Regions from separate parts of the Homo sapiens genome. Here region 2 is linked to region 1. A link is an interaction called in ENCODE POLR2A ChIA-PET data of the cell type or tissue named here. Cell type or tissue: HepG2. All regions are shown on one strand. Links, peaks and the distances in the headings refer to the core of each region. The heading gives the core; the rest is flanking DNA.

Evidence for each region. Peaks named below come from ENCODE experiments on the same cell type or tissue, not always from the same donor. Only the 100,000 strongest peaks of a DNase experiment are listed, where the experiment ranks them.
Region 2: POLR2A ChIA-PET joins it to region 1 with 6 read pairs; 2 of 35 experiments call an interaction of 5 or more read pairs at or near these places.

What each region holds. Positions count from the first base shown.
Region 1 is chr17:44,224,485-44,234,886 of GRCh38, reverse strand. It overlaps the pseudogene SHC1P2. Among named protein-coding and RNA genes, the nearest start is that of UBTF, 10 kb to the right of the region's middle. In HepG2, for the core only: no CTCF peak of the experiment used is centred there; no DNase peak of the experiment used is centred there; H3K27me3 peaks cover 2,969 bases.
Region 2 is chr17:45,930,468-45,940,869 of GRCh38, reverse strand. All of the region lies in intron 1 of MAPT (microtubule associated protein tau), which reads right to left. It overlaps LOC105371800 (a long non-coding RNA gene), which reads left to right and starts at 4,886. Exons shown (of 4, transcript XR_007065822.1): 1 at 4,886-5,420. In HepG2, for the core only: a CTCF peak has its summit at 4,857 (motif pointing left); DNase peaks (open chromatin) are centred at 4,819 and 5,439; H3K4me3 peaks cover 2,239 bases.

The sequences.
Region 1 (10,402 bases), core at 832-8,831:
ATCAAATCATCTCTCTACTTCCATTAAAACATATCTTTGTATTTTCAGATTTCAAAAATAATACATGTATAAAACACTTAAATTACAGAATGATTTAACATACAGAATAAAAATCTCCAGTAATTTGGCCAAGTGTGGTGGCGCATGCCTGTAATCCCAGCAGTTTGGGAGGCCGAGGCAGGAGGATCACTTGAGGTCAGGAGTTCAAGACCAGCCTGGGCAACATGGTGAGACTTTGTGTCTACTAAAAATTTAAAAATTAGCCAGGTGTGGTGGTGTTCACCTGTAGTCCCAGCTACTCGAGAGGCTAAGGTGGGAGGATCACTTGAGCCCAGGACTTTGAGGCTGCAGTGAGCTATGATGGTACCACTGCTCTCCAGCAGAGTAAGACAGAGTGGGAGGCTGTTTCTAAAAACACAAAACAAAAAACAAAAAAACCTCCAGTAATGACTGTTAATAATTTAGAGTATATTCCTCCAGATTTATTATATGTGAACACTAATTTACATATATATTTTTCCTTTTTTTTTTTTTTTTTTGAGACAGGGTCTCGCTCTGTCTCCCAGGCTGGAGTGCAGTGGCACGATCTTGGCTCACTGCAACCTCCACCTCCTGGGCTCAAGTGATTTTCCCACCTCAGCCTCCCTAGTAGCTGGGACTACAGGCATGTTTCAGTACATCCAGCTAATTTTTTGTATTTTTGGTAGAGGTAGGGTTTCATCATGTTGCCCAGGCTGGTCTCGAACTCTTGGACTCAAGTGATTTCACCCATCTCAGGCTCCCAAAGTGCTGGGATTACAGGCGTGAGCCACTGCGCCAAGCCTACCTTACATATATTTTAAAATAGAGCATGTCTATATATGTGTGTGCATTTTATTTTTTTTAAATTTTAGACAGCGTCCCGCTCTGTCGCCTAGGCTGGAGTACAGTGGCTCAATCATGGCTCACTGCAGCCTCAACCCCCCAGGCTCCAGTAATCCTCCTACCTCAGCCTCTGGAGTAGCTAGGACGACAGGCACCCACCACCACACCCAGCCAATTAAAAAATAAAATTTTGTAGAGACAAGGTCTTCCTATGTTGCGTAGGCTGGTCTCAAACTCCTGGGCCCAAGCGATCCTCCCACCTCGACCTCCCAGAGTGCTGGGATTATAGGCATGAGTCATTCCATCTGGCCCTTATATAATTTTTTAAACAAAACTTCAAAATACATGAAGTTAAAACTAATGGAACTGAAAGGAGAAACAGATAAATCTACCATTATGGCAGGAACTACCACTACTCTCTCAATAATTGATAGAACTAGTGGACAGAAAATCATGAAGGATATAGAACACCTAAATAGCACCAGCAACCAACTTGACCTAATTTATCTTTAGGGTACACTCCACCCAACTACAGCAGAATACATATTCTTTTCAAATGCCCATGGATCATTCACCTTAAAATAGACAACATTCTGGGCCACAAACACAAACCTTAACAAATTTAAAGGAATGGAAATCACAGAAAACATAGCCTATGTTCATAACATTATTAAATTATAAATCAATAACAGAAAGACATCTAGCAAATCCCTAAATATTTGTTTCTGTTTGTTTTGAGATAGAGTCTCTCTCTGTCGCCCAGGCTGGAGTACAGTGGCGCGATCTCGGCTCACTGCAACCTCCGCCTCCCGGGTTCAAGCAATTCTCCTGCCTCAGCCTCCCAAGTAGCTGGGATTACAGGTGTGTGCCACTATGACCAGCTAATTTTTGTATTTTTAATAGAGACAACGGGGTTTTACCATGTTGGCCAGGCTGCTCTCAAACTCCTGACCTCAAATGATCTGCTCGCCTTGGCCTCCCAAAGTGTTGGGATTACAGGCATGAGCCACAGCGCCAGGCCACAAATCCCTAAGTATTTGGAAAGTAAAACAATGCACTTCTAAATAACCCATAGACCAAAGCTAAAGTCATAAGTGAAATTGAGAAATATTTTGAACTAAAGGAGGATGAAAACATATCAAAATTTGTGAGATGCAATGAAGTAGTGCTTAGGGGGAAACAGAGCATTAAATACCTAGATTAAAAAATAAGAGGCCAGGCGAGCAGGCTCACGCCTGTAATCTCAGCACTTTGGGAGGCTAAGGCAGGCGGATCATTTGAGGTCAACAGAGTGAGACTCCATCTCAAAAAAAAAAAAAAAAAAAGAAAGAAAGAAAGAAAGAAAGAAAAAGAAAATAAGAAATATCTCAAATCAATAACCTAAACTCCTGCTATAAGAAACTAGAAAAAATGAGCAAATTAAACCCAAAGCAGACAAAAGGAAGGAAATAATAAAGATAGAATAGAAATCAATGAAATTGGCCAGGCTTGGTGGCTCAGGTCTGTAATCCCAGCACTTTGGGAGGCCAAGACAGGTGGGTCACTTGAGGTCAGGAGTTCGAGACCAGCCCGGCCAACATGGTGAAACCCCATCTCTAATAAAAATACAAAAATTAGCCGGGCATGGTGGTGCACACCTATCGTCCTGGCTACTCGGGAGGCTGAGATGGCACAGCCGCTTGAACCTGAGAGACAGAGTTTGCAGTGAGCCGAGATAGCACCACTGCACTCCAGCCTGGGTAACTGAGTGAGTCACTCAAAAAAAAAAAAAAAAATCAATGAAATTAAGAACAAACAGTAGAGGAAATCAATGAAACGAAAAGCTAGTTCTCTGAAAAAAAATGAGTAAAATTTATAAACCTTTGGTCAGACTGACCAAGAAAAACAGAGAAGAGACACAAATTATAAATAACAGAAATGGAAGACATCACTACAGACCCTAAAAACATTAAAAGAATAACAAAGGAATACTACAAACATAAATACCCATACATTTGACAACTTAAACGAAATGGTAAAATTCCTATTGGCAGGGCGCGGTGGCTCACTCCTGTAATCCCAGCACTTTGGGAGGCTGAGGCAGGCGGATCGCTTGAGGCCAGGAGTTTGAGACCAGCCTGGCCAACATGGTGAGACCCTGTTTCTACTAAAACTACAAAAATTAGCTGGCCGTGGTGGTGCGCCCAGCTACTTGGGAGGCTGAGGCAGGAGAATTGCTTGAGCCTGGGAGGCAGAGGTTGCAATGAGCTGAGATCGCGCTACTACACTCCAGCCTGGGCAACAAGAGCAAAACTCCACCTCAAAAAATAATAATAATAATTAATTAAATAAATTTAAAAGTAAAATAAAGTTCCTATACGTCAGGATAAAAAAAATCCTATCATCTGTGCTGTGTGGGAATTTTTTTTCTTTTTTCTTTTCTTTTGAGACAGGGTCTCACTCTGTCATCCACGCTGGAGTGCAGTGGAGCAATCATGGCTCACTGCAGCCTCAACCTCCTGGGTTCCAGTGATCCTCCTGCCTCAGCCTCCTGAGTAGCTGGGATCACAGGCATGAGGGCACTATACCCGGCTAATTTTTGTATTTTTTTGTAGAGAGAGGGTCTTGCTATGTTGCCCAGACTGGTCTCAAACTCCTGGGCTCAAGCAATCCCGTTGCTTTGGCCTTCCAAAGTGCTGGGATTATAGGCATGCGCTACCACACCCAACCCATATATAGTTTTTTAAACAGAGTGAAAGACACAAACAGCCAAATTCACTCAAAACGAAATAGAGGATTTCAACTGGGCAAGGTGGCTCACGCCTATAATCCCAACACTTTGGAGTTGGGATTATAAGCCCAGGGGTTCAAGATCAGCCTGGGCAACATAGCAAGACTTCATCTCTTAAAAAAAAAAAAAAAAAAAACAGGAAGAAGAGTTTCCAGTCTAACATGTAAAGAGCTTGGAAATCACCTCTACATTCAAACAAGTAAAAAGCTGAACAAACTGAAAAATCAACCCTTCTTAGATCCATCAGAGAAGTGGGGTCACACAGCAAATTGCTATGCCCTAAATTGGTGAGACAGTCAGATAAAATCACAATTTCTTTTTTTCTTCGACAGGCTCTTGCTCTGTCTGGCGTACAGTGGCAAAATGATAGCTCACTGCAGCCTCAAATACCTGGGCTCAAGCGATTCTTCCATCTCAGCCTCTCTAATAGTTGGGACTACAAGCACGAGCCACCACACCCAGCTAATTTTTCAATTTTTGGTAGAGATGGGGTCTCCCTATGTTGTCCAGGCTGGTCTTGAACTACTGGGCTCAAGCAATACTCCTGCCTCAGCCTCCCAAAGTGCTGGGATTACAGGCATAAGCCACCACGCCCAGCCTGAGAATCACAGTTGATGGGAGCAGAAACTCACAAGCAGTAACCTCCACAGGAACCAGTGCCAGGGTAGAAAAACCTGAAGTGTAATTGACAAATTGCTGTAGGCTCAATGTGAGCAACTCAGAAAGTTAAAAACTGCAGGGGGAGAGGGTCAGGGGTTAGTGAGGCGGGAAGTGAGCGTAATAAAGTTTCTCTAGGGAGGCAGAGCCAGGGGAGAAAGTTGGAGTGGTGACCTAAGCAGGCAGTGGTGTGATCTGGAATCAAATCGGCCTGTGGTGCGGTGCGGAGACTCCATGAGGCCCTGCTTTGCTCTTCCTCTTGGCCCTGCTCTATGTCCGCTGGGACCACTTCCTTCCTGTCCTCACTTTGCTAGCTCCAATCCACAGCTGTTGTAGCAGAGGATGCTAATGGCCCAGGCTCACTTCCATGGGCTATATGGAGGTCCTGCAATCAATGCGTGCCCTCGACTTCAACACCCAACTCAGGTCACGCAGGGAGGCAGGCCATCAGTCTGGTGTGTGATGCTGTGCTGGGTGTGAAGGGGGTGACAAGGAAGAGAAAGCCCTGTAGCTGCCTGCTCAGCTCTATCCTGGGAAGGAGTAACCTGAAATTTGCTGGAATGCCAATCACTCTCACCGTCTCCACCAGCAGCCTCAACCTCATGGCCGCAGACTGCAAACAGGACACAGCTGAGGATGTTGCCTACGTTGCCAAAGACCCTGTGAATCAGAGAGCCTGCCACATTCTGGAGTGTCCCAAAGGCCCTCCCAGGATGTCATTAGCACCATTGGCCAGGCCTTCGAGTTGTGCTTCAAACAATACCTCACGAACCCACCCCAACTGCTCACCCCCAAGACAGGATGGCTGGCTTTGATGGATCAGCTTGGGATGAGGAGGAGGAAGAGCCACCTGACCATTAGTACTATAATGACGTCCCTGGGAAGGAACCTTCTCTTGGGGAGTTGGTAGACATGAGGCTTCGGGAAGGAGCCACTTCAGAGGCTGCTTGACCCACTCCACCCAGTGTCTGGACCCCCAGCCACTTGGGAGCTACACTGCCTGTGGGATAGCCTGCTGGGGGAGATCCAGAAGTCCGCAAACAGATGCCACCTCCACCACCCTGTCCAGCAGGCAGAGAGCTCTTCAATGATCCCTATATCAACGTCCAGAACCTAGACAAGGCCCGGCAAGCAGAAGGTGGTGCTAGGCCCCCCCATCCTGCCATCAATCGCAGTGCACCCTGGGACCTCTTTGACATGAAGCCCTTTAAAGATGCTCTTTGGGTGCCTCCCCCTCCCCAGTGGTTTCCATGGCTGAGCAGCTCCAAGGGGAGCCCTGGTTCCACGGGAAGCTGAGCCAGCGAGAGGCTGAGGCATTGCTGCAGCTCCATGGCGACTTCCTGGTGCGGGAGAGCATGACCAAGGCCAGTATGTGCTTACTGGCTTGCAGAGTGGGCTGCCTAAGCACCTGCTATTGGTGGACCCTGAAGGACTGGTTTGGACAAAGGATCACTGCTTTGAGAGTGTCAATCCCAGCACTTTGGGAGACCAAGCCAGGCAGATCACAAGGTCAGGAGATCGAGACCATCCTGGCTAATACGGTGAAACCCGGTCTCTACTAAAAATACAAAAAATTAGCTGGGCGTGGTGGCAGGCGCCCGTAGTCCCTACTCAGGAGGCTGAGGCAGGAGAATAGTGTGAACCCAGGAGGCGGAGCTTGCAGTGAGCCGAGATCACGCCACTGTACTCCAGCCTGGGCAACAGAGCGAGACTCCGTCTCAAAAAAAAAAAGAGAGTGTCAGTCACCTCATCAGCTACCACATGGACAATCACTGGCCTATCATCTCTGTGGGCAGTGAACTGTATCTACAGCAACCTGTGAAGTGGAAACTGTGATCTGCCCCAGCGCCCTCTTCCAGAAGATTCCACCCTATTCCCTAACTCTCGGGACCTCATTTGGGAGTGTTCTGTGGGTTTGGCCTTGTGTCAGAGCTGAGGGTAGTGTGGACACTGGGTTTAGTATCCAGCTAAGTGAGAGAGTTTGAGTCAGAAGCCTGGGGGAGAATCTTGCTTCTCCCCAAACATTAATCACCCGAAGTATTAATGGACAGAGTGGCCCCTTACCTACGCCTTTCCTGTGCCAACCCGATGTCCCTTCCCCAAGAAGGTGAGTGCTTGTCATGGAAAATGTCCTGTGGTGATAGGCCCAGTGGAGCAGTCACCCTTCTGGGCAAGGGGGAACAAATCACACCTCTGAGCTTCAGGGTACCCCAGACACCTCTCCACAACCCCCACCCCATGTTTAAACTTTGTGCCTTTGACCACCTCCTAGGTCTGAAGATATTTTATGCAAAGAGTTCGTGCCAGATGTGGTGGCTCACACCTGTAATCCCAGCACTTTGGGAGGCCGAGGCGGATGGATCACTTGAGGTCAGGAGTTCAAGACCAGTCTGGCCAACATGGCGAAAACCCGTCTCTACTAAAAGTACAAAATTAGCTGGGTGTAGTGGCATGCACCTATAATCCTAGTTACTAAGGAGGCTGAGGCAGGAGAATCGCTTGAACCCGGGAGGTGGAGGTTGCAGTGAGCCAAGATTGTACCACTACACTCCCGCCTGGACGACAGAGTGAGATTCCATCTCAAAAAAAAAAAAAAAAAGAGTTCATGGGTCCCTGAATTCAATGACAGTGATGCCGACACCTTCTTGGCTTCTGAGACCCTGTTTTCTCCTTGCTCAGCACCCTCTCTGGTTTGGGTTGGGAGAATAGAGACAAGAATGGCATATATCCCCTCTCCCTGGGGATATGCAACCCTTAGAGATTGTCCCAGAGCCCCCCTCCCAGCCAGGGGGAAGATGGACCTGTCCCTTGCTCAGTGCCTCCTGGCCAGAGCCCCTCAATCCATTTCATAAACCCTGCCCTCCCATGATGCATGCCTATTGTACTCTATAGCCAAAATGTAGCCCTTCCTCCTGGAGCCTCTGCCCTGCCTCCCTTTCTGGGAGAGGAGGGGTGGGGGGTGACTGAATTTGGGCTTCGTGTACAGTAAACTCTCCCAGGTGGATTTTGTGGAGGTGGGAAAAGGGGCATTGAGACTCTAAAGCAGTAGACCATCCCTGAATACTATCTGCAGAGTTGGAACTGCATTCTTTTAAAATTTTATATGCATATATTTTAGGGATATAGACTTACTTTCCTAATTTTGTTTTCCATGGCTTATTCTTGAGCACAAAATGATAATCAATTATTAAATTTATACATCACCTTTTTGAATTTTCCAAGACCTTTTGCAGCTCTTGGCATTTTCGTTGCCCAGGCCTGTGAGGTAACTGGGATCAGCAGCATTATTATTTATACCAGAGACCTGAGGCAGATGAAACTGATTTCCACCTAGGACTAGAAAAACTTGGGCCTCTTACCACGAGACTGGGAGGCAGAAGTTTGCCCAAATGCATGTTAGTTTCACAAAGGGGAAATGCAAAACCTGCAGTTCCTGAGTACCTTTTACAGGCGCAGCCCTGCCTAGGCCCGGAGTGGACACACGACAGCAAGCCGGGCTTTCTCTTTAGGCCTTGTGGATAAGAGAGAGTGGGCTGTTTCCATCCTGGCCTCCTTTTGTCGTTGTTGGGATGTTTCCCCGGGTCTCACTTGTAGCAAAAGGAAAACTCTTCATTAAAGTCCGTATTTCTTCTAAACATAAAAAATAAATAAATAAAAAATAAAAATTGCAGGTGGACTAGGTCAGATGGGGCCCTATATTTTTGTGAGTTTTACCTCTAAGAGCTCTACTCAATTGCCCTTTCCTTCATATCCTGCCATCCCCTCACACCATGTACCCCAAATCACCACACTCTATTGTTTTCTTTTTTTTTTTTTTTTTTGAGAAGAGTCTTGCTCTGTCACCCAGGCTAGAGTACAGTGGTGGGATCTCCGCTCACTGCAAGCTCCGCCTCCCAGGTTCAAGTGATTCTCTTGCCTCAGCCTGCCGAGTAACTGAGATTACAGGTGCTTGCCACCACGCCAGGCTAATTTTTGTATTTTTAGTACAGATAGGGTTTCACCATGTTGGCCAGGCTGATCTCGAACTCCTGATCTCAGGTGATCCACCCACCTCGGCCTCCCAAAGTGCTGGGATTACAGGCGTGAACCACCGCGCCAGCCTAGGAAATGTTCTATATCTCTAGTATCCAATAATGTAGCCACTAGACACATAGGGCCATGGATATATGGTAAATGTGACTGAGGAACTGAATTTTCCATTTTATTTAATTTTAATTAATTTGAACTTATGGCCAGGTGCGGTGGCTCACACCTGTAATCCTAGCAGTTTGGGAGATGGAGGCAGCATTTTGGGAGGCCAAGGTAGGTAGATCATTTGAGGTCAGGAGTTCAAGACCAGCCTGGGCAACATGGTGAAACCCAGTCTCTACTAAAAATACAAAAAGGTGGCCAGGAGTAGTGGTGCAGGCCTGTAGTCCCAGCTACTTGGGAGGCTGAGGCACGAGAAGCGCTTGAGCCTGGGAGGCAGAGGTTGCAGTGAGCCGAGTTCACACCACTGTACTCCAGCTTGGGTGACAGAGCAAGACTCTGTCTCAAGAAAAAAACAAGACTGGGCACAGTGGCTCAAGCCTGTAATCCCAGCACTTTGAGAGGCTGAGGTGGGCGGATCACCTGAGGTCGGGAGTTCGAGACCAGCCTGACCAACATGGAGAAACCCCGTCTCTACTAAAAATACAAAATTAGCCAAGTGTGGTGGCTCATGCCTGTAATCCCAGCTACTCGGGAGGCTGAGGCGGAAATCACTTGAACCCGGGAGGCAGAGGTTGCAGTGAGCCGAGATCGTGCCATTACACTCCAGCCTGGGCAACAAGAGTGAAACTCCGTCTCAAAAAAACAAAACAAAAAACAAAAAAAAAAACAGGAGTTCAAGAGTTCAAGACCAGCTAGGGCAACATAGCAAGACTTCACCTTAAAATAAATAAATAAATGTAGAATGGATAAATTGTGGTATATTTATACAATGGAAATACTACAAGAACAGGTAAAACTTGTCTATGGTGATAGAGCTCAGAACCTCAGAACATTGATGATACTTGGAGGGGAATACTGAGTAAACCTGCTAAATGCGCCAGGTGCGGTGGTTCACGCCTGTAATCCCAGCACTTTGGGAGACTGAGGCAGGTGGATCACGAGGTCAGGAGATCGAGACCATCCTGGCTAACACGGTGAAACCCCGTCTCTACTAAAAATTAAAATTAAAAAAAAAATTAGCCGGGCATGGTGGCGGGCACCTGTAGTCCCAGCTACTCAGGAGGCTGAGGCAGGAGAATGACACGAACCCGGGAGGCAGAGCTGGCAGTGAGCCAAGACCGTGTCACTGCACTCCAGCCTAGGTGACAGAGTGAGACTCCACCTCAAAAAAAAAAAAAAAAAAAAAAAACTTGCTAAATGCTAGAAATATTTGATATTTTGATCTGGGTGCTGGTTACATGGTATACACATATGTAATATGATACTAAATATACATACCTAAAAGTTCATCAAGCTGTATACTTATGCTGGGTTGGGTGGCTCCTGCCTGTAATCAGCACTTTAGGAGGCTGACGCAGGCAGATCACCTGAGGTGAGGAGTTCGCGACCAGCCTGGCCAACATGGCGAAACCCCGTCTTTATTGAAAATACAAAAATTAGCTGGGCATTGTCGTGGGCGCTTGTAATCCCAGCTACTCAGGAGGCTGAGGCAGGAGAATCGCCTGAAACCTGGAGGCGGAGGTTGCAGTGAGCTGAAATCGTGCCACTGCACTCCAGCCTGGGCAACAGAGCTAGACTCAATCTCAAAAAATAAATAAATAAAAATACAAAAAAATTAGCTGGTCGTGGTGGCGCATGCCTGTAATCCCAGCTACTCGGGAGGCTGAGGCAGAATTGCTTGAACCAGGGAGGTGGAGGTTGCAGTGAGCCAAGATCGTGCCATTGCACTCCAGTCTGGGTGACAAGAGCAAAGCTCCGTCTCAAAAAAAAAAGTTGTATACTTAAAGTATGTGTACTTTACTATCTCTGACTTACACAGCAATAAAAAAATAACAAGGGACAGGCCGGGCGCAGTGGCTCACGCCTGTAATCTCAGCACTTTGGGAGGCCAAGGTGGGCGGATCACCTGAGGTTGGGAGT
Region 2 (10,402 bases), core at 1,576-9,575, 1.7 Mb before region 1:
TAGCACCTAAAGTGGTTACCTAGCTCTTCTGGAATCCTTCCAATGACAGGGAGCTCATTACCTCTTAAGGGGGCTCATTCTATTTTCATCCTCTGAGTGACAGAAAATTTTTCTGTCTATAGCTAGAAACTGTGTCCCTGAGACTTTGGCAAATGGGTCCTGCTCAGTGCCCTGGAGCCACACAGAACATGCCAGTTCTTCATCCCAGGGGGCCCTTCACAGATTCAACTATCCCATATCCCCTGTCGTCTCCTCTTCAAGCTGAACATGCCCAACTCCTCCAACTATTCCTTACCTGGGCTGGATGGGCCACAGACTCGAGTATCAGAATGAACTCTAGGCTCTGGTAACAGCAATCATGACAACGATGACATCATTTGAGTGCTTACTCTGTGTAGCCACTTGGGATAATTCAACACATCCTCACTACGCCCTATGGGGTAGATTCTGTCCAGATTCCCCAACTCACAGATGAGGACTCTGAAGCACAGACAGGTGAAGTAACTTGCCCAAGGACACACAGCTTGTCAGTGGTGAAACCAGGATTCAGACAAGATTGGGCAGGTTCAGGATGGAATGGCTGTAGACAAAGCTAGTGTTTAAGCCAAAGGCAGGAGGACATTTCACGGAAGACACCCAGATTAACGCAGAAAACAGTTGCTTTCCAAAGCATCAAATCCATGCATTTGATATTGCAGGTCAAATGCAGTTCTCTGTTTACTTAGAAAATGGCATTCTCTGCCATAAAAATAGAAAGCTTGTAGTATATAGGCTGTCTTTGTCCCCTTTAATAGATTTTACTACTCTCTTTTCTTTTTGAGTCCCCAGTACAATTCTAGGGCATTGCATTTGTGCTTCCGAAAGTAGTGGGGAGGGGGTAATTATCTGATTCCTTTAAGCTACACAAACGATGAGCAAAAATATGCTAAAGTGAGTTAGGTCACTAAGTACATGTCTCTCCACAGAAGGAACATAAGAATGTCAGAATCTGTAACATGCTCAGAGGGAACACGTTACGTCAAGAGAGCCCCCCAGCCAGTGCAGGTCATATATGAAATCCCAGGTTCTCCTCAGACGTAGCCCCAAGGACACTGGAGAGTGGCTGTTCCTGCTCTGTGACTTGGTCCTCGACGCTCAGGCTGAAGTCACATCACACACATGATTATCTGTTATGGATCTGCCACCTACACTTCAACTCCTCAGTTCAAGAGAAAGAGCGAGTAATTAGAAACCTCCTCGTAAAAGCCCATTTACAATTCAGGAGCACTGCAATTTCCTTTCCATCCTTGCAGCTTATCATTTGCATAGCACTTTCCAGGGAGCCATGAAATATGGATTTATAAGAAGCATCCAAAGGACAACAAACATCTAAACACCTCAATCCAGTGATTTACAGGCATGTGCTAGGCAAAAAAACAAAAAACAAAATGAGATAAGATGCTGCAACACTGCTGCTAAAGGAGCTGATTAGGAAAATCTGATAAGATATCAAGTTCAATGTGACCAAGGGTATTAGCAAATATGACCCGGGTTACTTGTATCCTCATTTAGTTACTCATCCCACCTCTTCCAGATCTTGTTGTAAAGTATTAATTATTAAATCTTCTCTTAAGGCCGAGTGCAGTGGCTCATGCTGTAATCCCAGCACTTTGGGAGACCAAGGTGGGAGGTTTGCTTGAGCCCAGGAGTTCAAGACCAGCCTAGACAAAATGGTAAAACCCCATCTCTACAAAAAAAATATTTAAAAATTAGCTGGGGCCGGGCATGTTGGCTTACACCTGTAATCCCAGCACTTTGAGAGGCTGAGGTTGGTGGATCACTTGAGATCAGGAGTTTGAGACCAGCCTGGCCAACATGGTGAAACCCCATCTTTACTAAAAATACAAAAATTAGTCGGGCGTGGTGGTGCACACCTGTAGTCCCAGCTCCTTGGGAGGCTGAGGCACAAGAATCACTTGAACCCAGGAGGCGGAGGTTGCTGTGAGCTGAGATTGCACCACTGCACACCAGCCTGGGTGACTGAGTGAGACTCTGTCTCAAAAAAAAAAAAAAAAAAAAATTAGCTGGGCATGGGGGCTCACCCCTGTAGTTCCAGCTACTAGGGAAGCTGAGGTGGGAGGATCACCTGAGCCCAGAGACGTCGAGGCTGCAGTGAGCTGTGATCATACCACTGCACTCCAGCCTGAACCATAGAGTGAGACCTTGTCTCAAGAGGAAAAAAAAATCTTAATTAAAAAAATGAATTTTCATGTAAAGTAGCCTTTCAGAGACAGGCTCGTCCTAATCCCCAGAACCTGTGAATATGTCACTGTACATGGCAAAGAGGAATTGGGGTTGTAGATGGAATTAAGGTTCCCAGTCAGCTGACTCTAAAATAGAGAGATCATCCCAGATTATCAGAGTGAGCCCAAAGTAATCATGAGGGTCCTGACATGTGGAAGAGGGAGGCAGAGAACTGGTGTCAGAGCAAGGTGATGTGAGGACTCATCCTGCCATTGCTGGCTTTGAAGATGATTGATGGAAAATTTTTCTGACTATAGCTATAGAAGATCATGAGCCAAGGAATGCATGAAACCTTTAGAAGCTGGAAAAAGGAAGAAAATGGATTCTCCCCTGGACCCTCCAGAAAGGACCGCAACCTTGCCAAAACCTTGATTTCAGCCCAGTGACACCTATGGAGGGCTTCTGGCCTCCAGAACTGTAAGGTAATACATTTGTGTTGGTTTAAGCCACTAAATTTCTGATGATTTATTATAGCAGCAAATAGAAAATTAATACAGTTGATTTCATTAATGTGGACTAGTACTTTAATGACAACTTGATTTGGGGGAAAGGAAGGAAAGAAATGGACCTGGATGGCGCACCTGCTGTGTGGCCGCATCATGAAAGACTGAGCCATTTACCACCCTTGGTCCCCCAAGCCTGCCCAGTAAGGTGGGTATGGCAGCACCCACTTGCAGCAGATGGCTCTGAGAATGTCCAAGAGGCTAGGGTGCTTGTCTAAGTCCTCAGCTGGGAAAGTGGCAGGGCCAGGATTGGAGTCAGATTTGTTTGCCTCCAGAGTGCTTTCTATTTAGGGGCAGCCTTCCTTTCTTTATGCTCAAGCAAAATGGTACAAAAGCCCACAGAGCATGTGTTATCTGGTTGTGCACACTGAGGGCCCCAGAATGACGGCCGCCTCCTCTCCCCACACTCTTCTGGGCTTTCCCTTCCCTTCTTTTTTTTTTTTCTTTTCTTTTCTTTCTCTCTCTCTCCTTTCTTTTTTTTTTTCTTTTTTTGAGATAGGGTCTCAGCTCTGTTGCCCAGGCTGGAGTGCAGTGGTGCAATCACAGCTTACTGTAACCTCAAACTCTTGGGCTCAAGCAATCCTCCCACCTCATCCTCCCAAGTAGCTAGGACTACAGGTGCCCACCACCACACCCAGCTAATTACATTTTTTCTTTTTGTAGAGATAGGGTCTTGCTACATTGCCCAGGCTGGTCTCAAACTCCTGACCTCAAATGATCCTCCTGCCTCAGCCTCCCAAAGTGCTAGGATTGCAGGCATGAGCCACTGTTTCTGGACCCCTCCCCTCCCTTCTCTCCCCTGTCAGCACCTACTAGCTTCCTAGAGAAAGTGGGGATGGAGACCAGGGCAGAGGTGAGAGGGGGCCTCTCCTTTCACAGCTCTGGTACTTCTATGGCTCCAACCTCTGCACAGTGCAACAGTGGGGGTACAAAGATAGGAGAGCAGTGCACATTGGCCTGTGCTGGAGGGGAGTCAGACTCCTCAAATGTGCGCCACACTGAAGACAGCTAACTGACGAGCTCTCATATCGCATACATATTTGCAGACTCTGAGTAGGCGTGGGACGGGGAGTGGGGAGCTCCTTTACCACTTTGAGCCATGAATCAGACAGAAGAGCCATCCTCTCCCAGGTGGAGAGAGATGGAATGGGACTTTGCACACTGCTCTATGTCCCTGGGCATGCACACTGTGTGTATTTGGGAGGCATATGTGGCTCTCATAGCCTCCTGGGTGTTCAGGAACACACCTGCGGTTGGCCTGAAACAGAAGAAGGCTTTGGAAGATGTCCAGATGTGGATCGTTAATGACGCCCTTGGGGGAAGGCCTCTGCCTGCTCAAAGGATAGAATCCAGTTAATTAAGAGCAATACTTTGTGCTTAAAAGGCACAAATTCAGACCCGTCCATTAGTCTCTTCAGTTAAGATCACTTTAAATCAAAATTGCCAAGCTGGGGCCACAGGAAGCATCTATTATTAACGAACAAAAAAACTAGACTCCCAAGTGATAGGCTTGCCAATTCCAACACACTCAGGGGTGGATTTGGGAGCTGCTTCAGACATGTCCACTGTGTAATAAAGTTTAGAGCAGCTTTCCATGCTATAAAGCACAGAATGCATTATTGATGCTGTGCTTGGAGGCTACGTGAGTGTCCCATGCCCACGCATGTGCATGTATGTCCTCTAATGCTACAGGCAGCCCCTGGATACCTGTGGGCAGGAGAGTGGGCCAGGAAGGAGAGAACGACACAAACAGGATGGAGCGACCCATTTTCTCAACTCTGGCTGAGCAGTTGGGAAGACCTTGAGGACCAGGCCAGTGGGCAGATTATGAGGAAGGCATGAACTAACCCCCACCAGGGACCTGGAAACAGGAGCAGAGGTGGGCCATGCCCTTGGATATATTCGGTCTGGCCAGGAAGCTATCTGTGCAAATACTGAAGGACACAGGGGTAATTTCAGAGCAAAGTGACCCCTCGGTCAACACAAGTTATGGAACTCTGCCGATCTACCACACGCATGGCTTCATGCTGAGCAAAGGGACAGACAACATGCTCTCTGCCCTCTGGGGGTTGGGTTTGGGAGTGGAGACAAAGAGGTACACACAGTCCAAGGCCATGGGTAAGAAGAGAGAAAGCAGATTGTCCTGAGCCCCAAGTGTCTGTGATTCTCTTAGCTAAGTAAGGAATCAGTGCCAGAGACAGAGGTTGCTGGAGCTGAGAGGAGACGTAGTCAAGAAGATTGGAGAAGGCTCTGCGGAGAAGGTGAACTTGAGCTAAGACTTGAAGGGAGGGCAGGCTTGAAGGGATGAAACAGCCTCCTCTGTGCTAAAGAGAGGAGTGACAGGGCCATCATCAGGCAAAGGGGACATTACCAGGCAAAGGGACACCATTGGTCAAAGGCGATGGTGGAGACAAGACATTCTGGAAGAGCCCGGATCAGAGAGATTTGGGGCCAGGAGCCGGCATCAGGGGACCGGCTCCCTAAGGAACCATGGCACCACTGGCTCTCAGCTGGAAATAAGCAGCAGATGAAGCACATGCATCCTGAGTTTTGGCTCTGGTGATGGTGGTGGAGCTGTTAATTCTTGGAGTCCAAATTCCTGCACCACCTCTGAGTTCCGAGGGGGTGGGGAAGGTAAGTAAATGGACCCCAGCTGCGTGCCTACCTCTGACTGGCTTTCTGGGGTGATCCTTGGACCAGGAGTCCACGGAAGGTTATGTAATGAAGCTGCGAAGAGGCCAGGACTGCATTAGGAAAGGTTGCTGCAGAACAAAGCCTTGTGAGAGAAATTAGGGGGCTGGGGAGGGGAGGAGGGAAGAGAGCAGTTGGGGTGGAGGCTGAGGGAAGAGCCAGCATCCCAGCCCCCAGTAGGGGCTGCCCAGACTCTCCCGAGGGAATGGAAAGGCATCTTTGGAGGGACAATTCTCAGCACACCATTAGCTGTCAAAAGTCAGCAGGCCCTACCATGGTCGATTTTCAAATTCTCATGAGGGGCTCTTGGATATAGCAGCCCTCCCCAGAGAGGGCTACCCTGGGTAGCCACGGACCTTCCCAGTGGCTTGGATATCTTTCCAGCCAGAAAAAGACAAAAACATGCATATAATTACCTAAACAGAAGCGCTTCCTTTGCTTTTCCCAATTATTAACCCGTGGGTATTAAACTCAGTAGGATCAGAGGTCCTTCTAAGAAGCGGGGGGGAAACTCAAAAAGGCCATAGGTCCAGGGTCCACCTTCTGTCTAGCAAGGAAAAGATGATTCCACTTTGCAGACAAGGCAACAGAGAGGCAAGCCCCATGTGCAAAGTCACTCAGCTAGTCAAGGGCAAAGAAGACATGGAATTAGCTACTGCCTCTTAGAGCAGAGTTCTATCCGCTGCACCACCATCTCAGACAGCAGGGTTCAGAATTTTTAAGAAGTGATGGCTTTGCATTGACATGGTTACGTGCGCAAGTCCACGCCTGCATCTGTGCTGACTGCAGTCTCTAACTAGCCAGTGGCTGTCAGCTAGCAAAACTCCAGTGACAGAGGAGCCCGCAGGACATACGTTCTCAACCAAATGGCTGATGATACCATTTGGGCAACTGTCCAGCCAACATTTTTTTAAAGTTAAATTAAAACCCACATGATAAACAACTCTCTGGAAAAAAAAATACACACATGCGTAACTTTGATTCAACATACTGTATTTAAATATCCTAATGACTGCTAATGATTGAAATTTAATTTATTTTTTACTTATTTTTTTGAGGCAGGTCTTGCTCTGTCAGCCAGGCTAGAGGGCAGTGGCGTGAAAATAACTCACTGTAGCCTCAAAGTTCTGGCTCAAGCAATCCTCCCATCTCAGCCTCCCAAGTAGCTAAGACTACAGGTGAATGCTACCATGCCTGGCTAATTTTTAAAATTTACTGTACAGACGAGGTCTTGAACTCCTGGCCTCCAGTGATCCTCCCTCCTCAGAGTCCCAAGGTGCTGGGATTACAGGTGTGAGCTCCTACACCTGGCCCATGACCATAATTTAAAGAAACACATCAAGAGTGCAAAATATAAACAACAAATGGAAGTCTCTTTCTTAATTCAGAGTAGATCAATTGCAGGTAGCTGGAGATGATGATATCATTCTTCTAAGAAAAATCTGCTAGAATTTAACTCAAATCAATTCTCATTTCAACCTTCTCAAATGTAACATTTTATTGCTTGTTATTTTTTAAAAGTAAATGTAACAGCAAAAAAAAAAAAAAAAAATCAGAAAACATTTCAATGTGCAAAGACACGTGGAGCACTGAGAGACCCAGAGCAGCTTCTTCCTGTCTGGGAAGAAGGTCAAGTGACTGGGGACCTAGCAGATGACCTAATCTTCCCTGAACAAATGGCATCGCGTGGCACTGGGCCTCAGTTTCCCCAGTCCCCAAAGGATCGACAGAGATATTCTTTAGCACCACCAGGACAAGGGTCCGGAACACAATGCGGGGGGCCAGGTGAAGGGAGCAGCTGCCTCAGGACAAGTAATAAGGGGCTGGACTGTCTCTAGAGAGTTCAAAAACAGGGCTAGGCACGGTGGCTCACGCCTGTAATCCCAACACTTTGGGAGGTCAAGATGGGCAGATCGCTTGAGGCCAGGAGTTTGAGACCAGCCTGGGCAACATGGTGAAACCCTGCCTCTACTAAAAATACAAAAACTTAGCCTGGTGTGGTGCCCTGTAATCCCAGCTACTCGGGAGGCTGAGGCACGAGAATCACTTGAACTGAGGAGGCAGAGGATGTAGTGAGCTGAGACTGCAGTCACTGCATTCCAGCCTGGGTGACAGAGAGAGAGACTCTGTCTCAAAAAAAAAAAAAAGGGAGAGAGAGAGTTCAAAAACAGTAATAAAACCAACTAATAGTTAGTCTGCTTTTCATTAGCATCATGTGCCTGCAATCCTAAACAATGCCAGTGATAAAATACTCCTCCCTTAAAAAATATTTTCCTGGTCCAAGAGGTTTTTTTTTTTGTTTGTTTGTTTGAAACAGAGTTTCACTCTTGTTGCTGGGGCTAGAGTGCAATGGTGCGATCTTGGCCCACTGCAATCTCCGCCTCCTGGGTTCAAGAGATTCTCCTGCCTCACCCTCCCCAGTAGCTGGGATTACAGGCGTGTACCACCGTGCCTGGCTAATTTTTGTATTTTTAGTAGAGATGGGGTTTCATCATGTTGGTTAGGCTGGTCTCGAACTCCTGACATCAAGTGATCCACCTGCCTCGGCCTCCCAAAGTGTTGGGATTATAGGCATGAGCCACTGCACCCGGCCCTGTCTAAGTTATAAACAATTGGTGCGATCTCAGTGTTAGTAAGGTTCTAGTTAGCACTTTAAAAAAGTTAACCTTTAATAAACTTTTTTTTCTCCACAGAAGTTATTTGGAGAACTTCTAGTTATACAGTTGGCCCTACCATATGTGGAGTCAGCCACACGTATTTATTTTGAGAGTAAGTTCTTTTTTTTTTTTTTTTTTTTTGAGATGGAGTCTTACTCTGTCTCCCAGGCTGAAGTGCAATGGTGCAGATAGATCTCGGCTCACTGCAACCTCCACCTCTCAGGTGCAAGCGATTCTCCTGCCTCAGCCTCCCGAGTAGCTGGGATTACAGGCACCCACCATCATGCCTGGCTAATTTTTGTATTTTTGTAGAGATGAAGTTTCACCATGTTGGCCAGGCTGGTCTTGAACTCCTGACCTCAGATGATCTGCCTGCCTCAGCCTCCCAAAGTCCTGGGATTACAGGCGTGAGCCACCGTGCCTGGCAGAGAGTAAATTCTTAATGGTTCAGAATTTCCAGCTTGCTTCTGGCGCCATTTGCATTTTCCATCTCTGTGAGAACACATGTTCCTGCATTAAGCAAGTAGATTCTAAGCACAGACAATGGTAGGACAGTGATTATGAAGACAGAAATTGGAGCTAAGTTACTTCAGTCCTGTCATTCTGTGCGACCACCTGGAGTTTTTGTGTTTCTTTTTTTTTTTTCTTTTTTTGAGACAGGGTCTCAATCTGTCACCCAGGCTGGAGTGCAGTGGTGCAATCTTGCCTCACTGCAACCTCTGTCCCCCAGGGTTCAAGTGATCCTCCTATCTCAGCCTCCTGAGTAGCTGGGACCGCAGGCATGTGCCACCACACCCAGCTAATTGTTTTCAGTAGAGACAGGATCTCACTATGTTGCCCAGGCAAATCTTGAACTCCTGAACTCAAGCGATATGCCTGCCTCAGCCTCCCAAAGTACTGGGATTACAGGTGTGAGCCACCACACCCAGCCTACTTGGAGTTTTTGTATTTAAAATTTAAAACAGTGAGACAGCATGTGAACCACAAACTGTAATATTTTTGCTTGGTAAATACAAATTTTACTCATAGATGATATATTTTGCTGAGTTTAAATACCATTTTAAGTGGAAATTTATTATTTTAAAATTGTGAATTATATTGTTTAAATAATTAATCAAGAAAATAAAGCCGTACATCAATGGTACAATACAGTAGCTGCTAAATTATGGGCAACTTCTGCAGACGTCTCACTTTTCTTAAAGTTCACTTAGTAACCAAGCAATGATTTACATAAAATATTACATCAGTCTGCAATCAAAGGATCAAAACTCAGAAAGATATAGAAAGCTATTTAATAAATGCTTGTGCTTTTTCCCTTTTTTGTAGTATAATATTTACTTTTTATTTGAAAAAAATCCTGGTGCAATTATATGTACAGAGTTCAACAAGAGAAACATTTTACTATCTGCGTTTCTTTTCTGGCCATTATTACAGTCATTTCATTACACGATTATTTCTGACAATCATTTTGTCATATATAGGTGAGGTTGTTAAACAAAGGTCAGCGCTGGGTGTCAAATGGCTGGCTACACCACTGTTCCATAACATGGCACACGATGGCTGAGAAACCCCTTCAACATCAGCCAGTCTCAATCACCCATAGATCTGCAAGAGAATGAGGATGACTTTTCCCCCAGACCATCAATTTCCCTGTTAATGACAATGCCCGTTTCTCTCAGGACAACTTCATGCAGCAGCCACAGTGACAGCAAATTCTAGGATGTGAAGCTCAATAATACGAAGGTTTGCAGTGACTTCTTGGGGCCGGGATGTGACATCCAGGCAGGACCCACAGAAGATGGTGCTCCTGGCAGGTCTGGCCCCCACTCAGCCCCGGAAACAGAGGCCGGCCCTTGCAGCAGCGACAGCGTGTAGTCCCCGCAGCCATGACCTATTCCTGGTCTACAAGTGGGGACTGGGCAGCCATGACAAAGCAAAAATAAGTGAACTGGGAGTGAGCTCAGGCTAGAAAAATTTCTGAACGGCGTTCACCTTTTTTCAGGGGATGACAGGCAGGTGTCATGGATAGATGAAGGGTCTAATCTTAGAAATTAAAAAATTAAGCAGGAGGTAGTGAAAAGAACACAAGCTTTGGAGCTGGAAGATTTGGGTTCAAATTCTGTTTCTGTAATTTACTGGCTGTGTGGCCTGGGACAAGTGACTTAACCATTCTGAGTCTCAGTTTTCTTATTTGTAATGTGAGGATATAATCCCACTTCTTCCGGCTGTCCTGCCATGAAGCAAAATCATGTCTGTTTGTTCTCCAGG